Regions from separate parts of the Mus musculus genome. Here all the other regions are linked to region 1. A link is a loop called in an ENCODE intact Hi-C map of the cell type or tissue named here. Cell type or tissue: gastrocnemius. All regions are shown on one strand.

Region 1 (2,500 bases):
GCTCCGGAGGGACCACAAGAAAGAGCTCTAGCAGCTATGGGGGCTGAGAAGGCACTTTTGAAGCATGAGATGGTTATCCACAGTCGTTGAACTTGCTTCCTTGGGTCATCCAGCCTTGCCTGTCCTAGCTGTCCCTCGGGGATCTAGGCCTGCAAGCTCAGTCAGCAGCCCTGGGGTGGGGTGCCAGGTGCCCTCTACACTGGCCTCCAATCACCAGGAGCTTGCCAGGAACTCAGGAGAAAGGTCTAATAGAGCCAAGGGAGCGATCGGTCCCCTCGGGGCAGGACTGCCAGCAGCAGAGTCACCCAGCACACGGCTAGCTCCTGATCCAGGAGCCCAGGCAAGACAGGGCTTGAGGCTAGGGGGTTCCTTGGACCCCAAAGTCTTCATTTAGAGGATGGGGAGTCAAAGAGTGGGCCCCACCCTGGGGACAAGCCTGTCCTTGAAGGGTACATGCAGATAGCACTCTGGGCTTGCCTCTGAAGGTCAGTGTACTCCACAGGCACACTGCGGTGGCGGCGGGGGTGGTGGCAGATAGAACTGGGCTGACAGTCACGTACGCTGATGTCACCGGGCACTCCACCTCCCTGAGGTATCACTTTCCCTATGATCAAGCCTGCAGCCCAAGTTCAGGGGCGCAGTCACGTCCCATCCTGGGCCCGCTCCTTCAGGTCCTTTCCACTGTATCACCTCAGGGGCGACCAAGGTCAGGGTGGGACACACCCCTGCTTCCCAGTGCCTTGGGGGTGTCAAGTGACAGTGACAGGTGTGTGAGAGCCAGGAGGCCAAGGCCAAGGCTGTCCCAGAGGTTATGTGGGATTGCCAGCCTAGGGGCTCAGTTGCTGGTCTATGGAGCTGAGCGGGACTACAGCTCAGGGGCTCCTGGCCTGAAGAAGGAATCACTTAAACTTAGACACAGGGAGTTTCCAGTCTGATGGGGAGCCAGCCTGGCTTGCACTCATCTGCAGACATAACTGTTGCCTCTGGAGTGGGTAGAGGGGCACCAGCATTCAAAGCCCCTCTGTACTCAACCTCTCTAGGAGGGGCTCAGATCACCCCAAATCCATCCTCCGTGTAGATCTCCTCAACAGATAACCTGAAGACCCGACAGGTGCCCGGCATGTGACTCCCTCACTCCCATAGTGGAAGGAGAGTCAGCCTCCAAGTGCAGACAGACAGACAGCAGCGGCGGCGTCCCAGTGTCTGAGCTCCTCCTCAGGGCTGGGTCCAGCAGAGGGAGCTGCCAGCCAGCGGGAGCTGAGGAGAGCTGTCCCTGACCCCTAAGAAGGCCTTGAGGATGCCATGCCCAATGGGTGTGGGATTTACCCCGGGGCTGGAGCTGCACAGGATCCAAGCTGCCCCACAACATCCTGATACTCAGCACTATCCCCTCAGAGACCCCTTTGAAGAACACCAGCTCTATGGCTCACTAGCTAGGCATAGCTGGTCTTTCAGTCACCTCTAGAGGAGGTAGAAATTCAAGGCGGCAGAGACCTAGGTGTAAATTCTTCCACTTTGCTTTCTATGTCTATAGCAGGAAAACTGGAGAGCCAGCTCAAACCTCAGTTTGACCGTCTGTGAAATGTACTGCCCTGACCTGAGACTCAATTTCCATCATCTGTAAAATGGGCGGTGATGAAGAGCCAGCACGTGGAATCTGTCTGGCACATAGCATGTGCCTGTGTGGGGTACAGTCCCTTCTCTACATTGTGTCCCTTCCGTGTTGGTCAGGGCTTCTCCTAAGCCAAAGTTGAGAAGCTCGGGTAGGGAGGCTCAAGCCGCATTGCTCAGATGAGTAGACTTCCCGGGTCTCTTCATTCTCCTCTGTCTCTCTGTCTCTCTGTCTCTCTGTCTCTCTGTCTCTCTGTCTCTCTGTCTCTCTGTCTCTCTGTCTCTCTGTCTCTGTCTCTCTCTGTCTCTCTCTGTCTCTCTGTCTCTGTCTCTCTCTCTCTCTCTCTCTCTTACACACACACACACACACACACACACACACACACACACACACACACACACACCCCTACAGCCAGAATGGAATGGGACAGATCTGAACCAGGGGCCACAACCCCACTGACCCCTCGCCCATCCCTAACCACCATTACTTGTAATCACACATTCCGGCTGTGGGTCAGCTCCTGCTAAGACGTGCTGGCCCCTGGCCGTCCTCCTCAGTGTCGGTGCTGATGTTAGTGGGTTCTAAATGCTCATTCCCCTTCCTAGTCAACGTGTTCACTGAGGATTGGCAAAAGTCTGTGATCTCACAGAACTGACATGCCAAGAGTGGAGGGGGACATATATCAAATGAAACAAGCACAATATATGGGATATGTGGGCAGGCTTACTACACAGTCCACACGGTCACCACAGTGCAGTGGAACGTCTGCTTAGCATATGGGAAGAGATGTGCAAATGTCCTGGGCTCCACTCACAGCTCTGAAAAGAAGAAAAAAAAAGTTGCAGGGAAACAAAATTTAGAGAACAGGGGACAGGCAGGAAGGGGACA
Region 2 (2,500 bases), 280 kb after region 1:
TGTGTGTGTGTGTGAGCAGACACACAGTGTGTACCTGACACCTTCACCTCCATCTCAACTGTAAATATGGAAAAACCAGGCCCAGACAACTGTGGTAGTAGCCCTTTGAAGGAATGATCCAGTGGATCAGTTCACAGCCCCAGGCCTCCTCAGACCTGGCTTCCTCTCCAGAGACCTGTACTGAGACTGGGGAGAAGATCCAGCCTGGAACTCAGCAGCTGAGCCTCTGCAGTTGGCAGGAGGTCTTCCTGGGTTTCCCAATGCCAGAGAGAGTAAGGGCCAGGCTCAGGTCAAACTGTCGAGGGAGCAGCAGGTATCCTACGTCTCAACCCCTAAAGGTCATCACACTAAGCAATGGCCGGGAAGGCCTGGGTAGATGGCTCAAAGCTAGATTTGATTCCCAGCACCTACGTGATGGCTAATAACCATCTAACACCAGCGCCATGGTGGCCTCCATAGGCACCAGGCATATGTGTAGTACACAGATATACATGCAAACAAAATACCCATACAGGTAAAATGAAATTTAAAAAAAAAAAAAAATGGGCTGGTCAGATGGCTCAGTGGGTAAGAGCACCCGACTGCTCTTCCGAAGGTCCGGAGTTCAAATCCCAGCAACCACATGGTGGCTCACAACCATCTGTAACAAGATCTGACGCCCTCTTTTGGAGTGTCTGGAGACAGCTACAGTGTACTTATATAATAAATAAATAAATCTTTAAAAAAAAATGGCTGTAAGTTCCTGAAAGCCACCATTCTCTTTACCACAAGGTAGAGTCAATCCTCTCAGAGTGGGGACAGAGAAAAAGGACACCCCTGGTGCAGCCTCCAATATAAGTAAACAATGGGGTAGGGGTAGGGTCCTCTGATCGCTTCTAAAAGACGTAGGAGCCATCTGCACGAACCCCCATAAAGCTGATGCCACACTGCCCATTCTCTTCAGGCTCCCTGTCCTCACTAACCACCAGCAGCTTTTAAAGGTCAATTTCTTGGCTGCAGGACTCTTGCTGCCCTCTGCTGCCCAAACTGGGCACTGCACTGAGTACTCTTTGTTGGGACCCCGGCCACCTGCTGCCTCTGCTGCCTACTCTGTGCGCACCCCCACCCCATCCTACCCTCCAACATCTTCCAGTATAACTTCTGTTTTTTCAGCTTCTCCTGGTTGCGCTCAAACCTTCCTGACTTAAGAGCGTTGTCTTTCTCATTCCAAGGGCACCAAAAGAACTTGGCACGCAGCAGCTGCTCCATGCTCTGCTGACAGAGCGGAAAGGTTAAGGAGTATTGAATGGCAGAGTCCAGGTGAGGAAGCTGGCTGCCCTGCGTACTGCCCCACCTGTCTTCCGGTGCAAGCCCGCAGCCAGGAAGTCTTAGCACTCATCAGGAGGAGGATCTTGCCAGGGATCCATCCCTACAAAACTTTCCATCCCAGGACATCACACAGCAGCTCACTGCCAAGATATTAGCCTCAGGCAATATCCCTCTCCATTCTGTTCTCTTCCACTCAGAGAGAAGCTGTGAGCTCTGGGCTTATCTCTGTGGGCACAGGGAACAGAGACCCCAGGACAAGGCCCACTTCACACCTGCTTAGAGGTGACCTGAGCCATCTTGAATGACTGCTTCAGACTCAGAAAGCAATGTTCCTCCCTAAGTAGAAAGAGCTAAAGATCTACAGACTCCACCCCTCTAGCCAGGCATGGTATCCAAGGGTTCTAGTCCTGACTCTGCACAGGTCATCACCACTGCATCTGCTAGGCAGGAGAGGCGCCCAGCGGCTCATTCAGCTCTCACTAGAAGAGTCTGGAAGGAAGCCAGAGTGTGTCTGATAAGGAGAGCCATCCCGGCCTCGTCATTCTCCTTCTGTTGCCAACGAGTCCCAGAAGCCACCTCCCCATCACTGTAAGCCCACACTCAAGGTGACTTGGCTCAGGTGCCTCCGTGTGGTGGAACCAGCTGCTCAGAACCATCGTCCCTAGCCCTGTGAGTCGCCCTAAGACAGGAACCTGCAGGTTTGCTTGTCCCTTCTCTGTCCACCTGTGAACACTGCCTTCTGATCACGGGCCTTCCCTTAAGCCTCCTTAGCTCTTCCCACCAAAGCTTGTCAGGAACCTGGAAATTATATATGTGTACATATAAAATCCATATTTTGGCTGAGTGGATGGCATGTGTCTTTAATCCCAGCACTTGAAAAGCAGAGGCGGGTGGATCTCTGCAAATTTGAGGCCAGCCTGGTCTACAGAGTGAGTTCCAGGACAGCTAGGGCTATACAAAGAAACCCTGTCTCAAATTTAATAATAATAATAATAATAATGTTTCATATAGCTCAGCTGACCTAGAATTTACTATGTAGCCAAGGATGACATTAAACTTCTGACCCTCCTGCTACATAATGACGGGGAGGAGGGCTGGTACCAAAGTGGGTTGGATATCAGCAAATAGAGAGTTATCAAAGGACATAGGAAATAGAATGATGATAGGAAGGAGAAATAAACCTAAAAGGTCT
Region 3 (2,500 bases), 59 kb after region 1:
AACTAATACAGGCTCAGCTCCCCAGAGCTGCCCCCCAGGCCTCTCTGAGTCCCCCGTGAAAGGCAGGTGGCTCTAAAACTACATTTATACAGTGTGTAAGCAGAGAAAGTTATCCTGTGCTGTGGGTTAGAAGAAACAGCTTAGAGTAGAAGCTCAGGTCCTGCCTTCATTTGCTGCCTGCCTCTACTTCCCCATCTGCAAAATGAACCACTCATTGCCCTTTCTAGGCCCACTTAACTGACTGACCTCGGCTTCCCTGAAACTCAGTCTCTTTGCTCATGAGACGGTCAAGTAGATCACCATCTCTTCTGCATCTCTAGGCTTGGAGAAGACCAAGGTTCTGAAGTCTGCCAAAGCGAGTTGAAAATTAGATCACAGAAAGGCACGAAAGGCCTGTTATGAGGACAGCAGGTGTACTCCCCGAGGTGGGGAAGGGGTTGGGGGGGGGGGGCAGGGAGCGCGAGGTTGAAGACTTACAAAGCCACGTGGACTCGGGTGTCTCTGCTTGTTCACAGCGACCTTCTGTTCTAACAAGCCCCGTTGCAGGCTTCTGCATTACAACACTTCCTCCCCATTTGATCTTGAGAACAGTCAGCTAGTCAGTCAGTTATGGCTACTGCCCACACAAAGTGGTAGTACTGCCCCAACCTACAAGCTCAGTGGAAGGGCTTACGTCCAGGGCCGTTCCCTGCGGGATAAAGGATGGACTTTAGGAGGCCACACTGTTCGTACAAGCTGTAGATGCTGGCCAACCTTCAGCTTCTCTCCCTGTCCCTCCACGCTCCTCTACCTATAGGAATGGCCAATACAGATGGCTGCTTTCATGTCCCAGGGGATCAAAGGGTTGGCTGTAGCTTGGGAAGAAAGACATGCTCCTGAAAGCCACCTGAGCAGGTGGGCACAAAGCACTTCCACGCTTGCCCTCTGCAGCCAGCCTGGAGCCCCTCCCACCAGGACGCGCATGCGCACTGGTTGGCCTCCTGCCACGCCTCCCACGATCCCCCCCCCCCCCAGCATCCCCTACCACCACGTGAGTGCACATTACAGGGCAAGACACAGGAGCTTGAAGCCCTGCTTGAAGCACGTTCCTCTTCACTTTGGTTAAGTAATTTGTCTGTGGAACGTGTTGTCCCCGCTGGGTTAAGACACCGTCATGTCTCAGAATAATAAGAGGAAAAAGACAAAGACTCAGAGAGAGAATGGCAGGGAAACAGATAGTACTTGAGGCAGAGGAAAGGTCGGACACCAGGAGAAAGGCAGGCAGATAGGGGACAGACAGACAGGGAGACATGGCTGACCACGAGGGAAACAAAAACAGCCAGAGGCTGGAGAGAAGCAGAGAGACAATGAGGAGGTTGATGAGGCATGACAGCAGATTGCTTTTGTTTTTCGAGACAGGGTTTCTCTGTGTACCAGAGCCCTGGCTGTCCTGGAACTCACTGTGTAGACCAGGCTTGGCTTCGAACTCACAAAGATCCCTTGCCTCTGCCTCCTGAGTGCTGGAATTAAAGGCGTGTACCACCATACCAGCCTCTGTACATAAAATGTTGAAAGGACTGGAAACACAAAGAGAATGAGGGAGCAGAAAGAAGAGGGACATTTGAGTGCTGTGGAAACGGACCACACAGCGGCAGAGGGCTTTTCTGAGCTTGCTGCCTGCCCAAGGCTTTGGGAAGAGGCCTGCTAACACACCTGAGTCTTCCCACCACACGGCCAGGCTTCTGGTTCTCCTCAGATAATGTTTCCTTTCTAGGTTCGGTCCTACCCTTTTGGGTCTCACAACCCTCAGGCCGGAAGGGGTACCCAGCTTCATCTGGGACAAAGACCAAGAGCTAGAAGACCCGAAGTAAGGAAGTCTTGGGGTACCTCTACCTGCAGCCCCTAGACTTCGGCTGACTGTGAAGTCTGTGACACAGCCTGGGGCTGAGAGCCTGAGGGGAGCCTGGCAGGCAGTGGGTTGCTTCCAAGATGCGTTTTCTATGCCAGTCCTCCCCCCGCCCCCCTCAGGGCATGACCAATCACTGCTGTTGGTCCCCAGACTCCCTGACCCCTACCCCTACCCACTTCAACCCCCCCCAACATATCTTTCACCACCGTGGATTGAAAGGAGTTAGATCCTGCTCTGCCCTGTCACTACATGGCAAAGTGTCATAAGCGATTGATGCTTTCCCCCCTCTGAGCCTCCTCTTCTGGGAAACTGTCTCTCCTAAAGCCTTGGAGGATGGCTGTGAGCATAGGCTCATATAGTCCTGCCTATGTTCCCAGCACAACAGAAGCACAGGACAAAGGAGAGGCGGTGACAGTCCTTACTGTAGCTGTGGCCAGGGCAGGGACAGTGGAGTAAGAATTCTGGCCTGAGATGATTTATAGGGACTTGGTCACACTTACGAAAGTGAGAGGATGCCTGGCCCACCATGACCTACTCCGCCCACATCCAGCAAGACCCTGACCAGCAGGTAGTCTACCAGGTCTGACAGGCATAGCACTGGCTCACAACACT

Evidence for each region. Hi-C counts contacts between places; a loop is a spot of excess contacts. Peaks named below come from ENCODE experiments on the same cell type or tissue, not always from the same donor. Only the 100,000 strongest peaks of a DNase experiment are listed, where the experiment ranks them.
Region 2: a loop joins it to region 1, with 5 times the contacts of the local background. A loop is called at or near these places in 13 of 42 quality-filtered maps.
Region 3: a loop joins it to region 1, with 2.2 times the contacts of the local background. A loop is called at or near these places in 2 of 42 quality-filtered maps.

What each region holds. Positions count from the first base shown.
Region 1 is chr17:45,847,552-45,850,051 of GRCm38, forward strand. No RefSeq gene overlaps it. Among named protein-coding and RNA genes, the nearest start is that of Gm35692, 20 kb to the left of the region's middle. In gastrocnemius, a CTCF peak has its summit at 1,236 (motif pointing right); a DNase peak (open chromatin) is centred at 1,230; H3K4me3 peaks cover 975 bases; H3K27ac peaks cover 1,799 bases.
Region 2 is chr17:46,131,248-46,133,747 of GRCm38, forward strand. The region is part of intron 4 of Rsph9 (radial spoke head 9 homolog (Chlamydomonas)); the gene reads right to left. Among named protein-coding and RNA genes, the nearest start is that of Rsph9, 12 kb to the right of the region's middle. In gastrocnemius, a CTCF peak has its summit at 1,026 (motif pointing left); DNase peaks (open chromatin) are centred at 1,021 and 1,896; H3K27ac peaks cover 2,045 bases.
Region 3 is chr17:45,906,786-45,909,285 of GRCm38, forward strand. No RefSeq gene overlaps it. Among named protein-coding and RNA genes, the nearest start is that of Gm41584, 23 kb to the left of the region's middle. In gastrocnemius, no CTCF peak of the experiment used is centred here; a DNase peak (open chromatin) is centred at 945.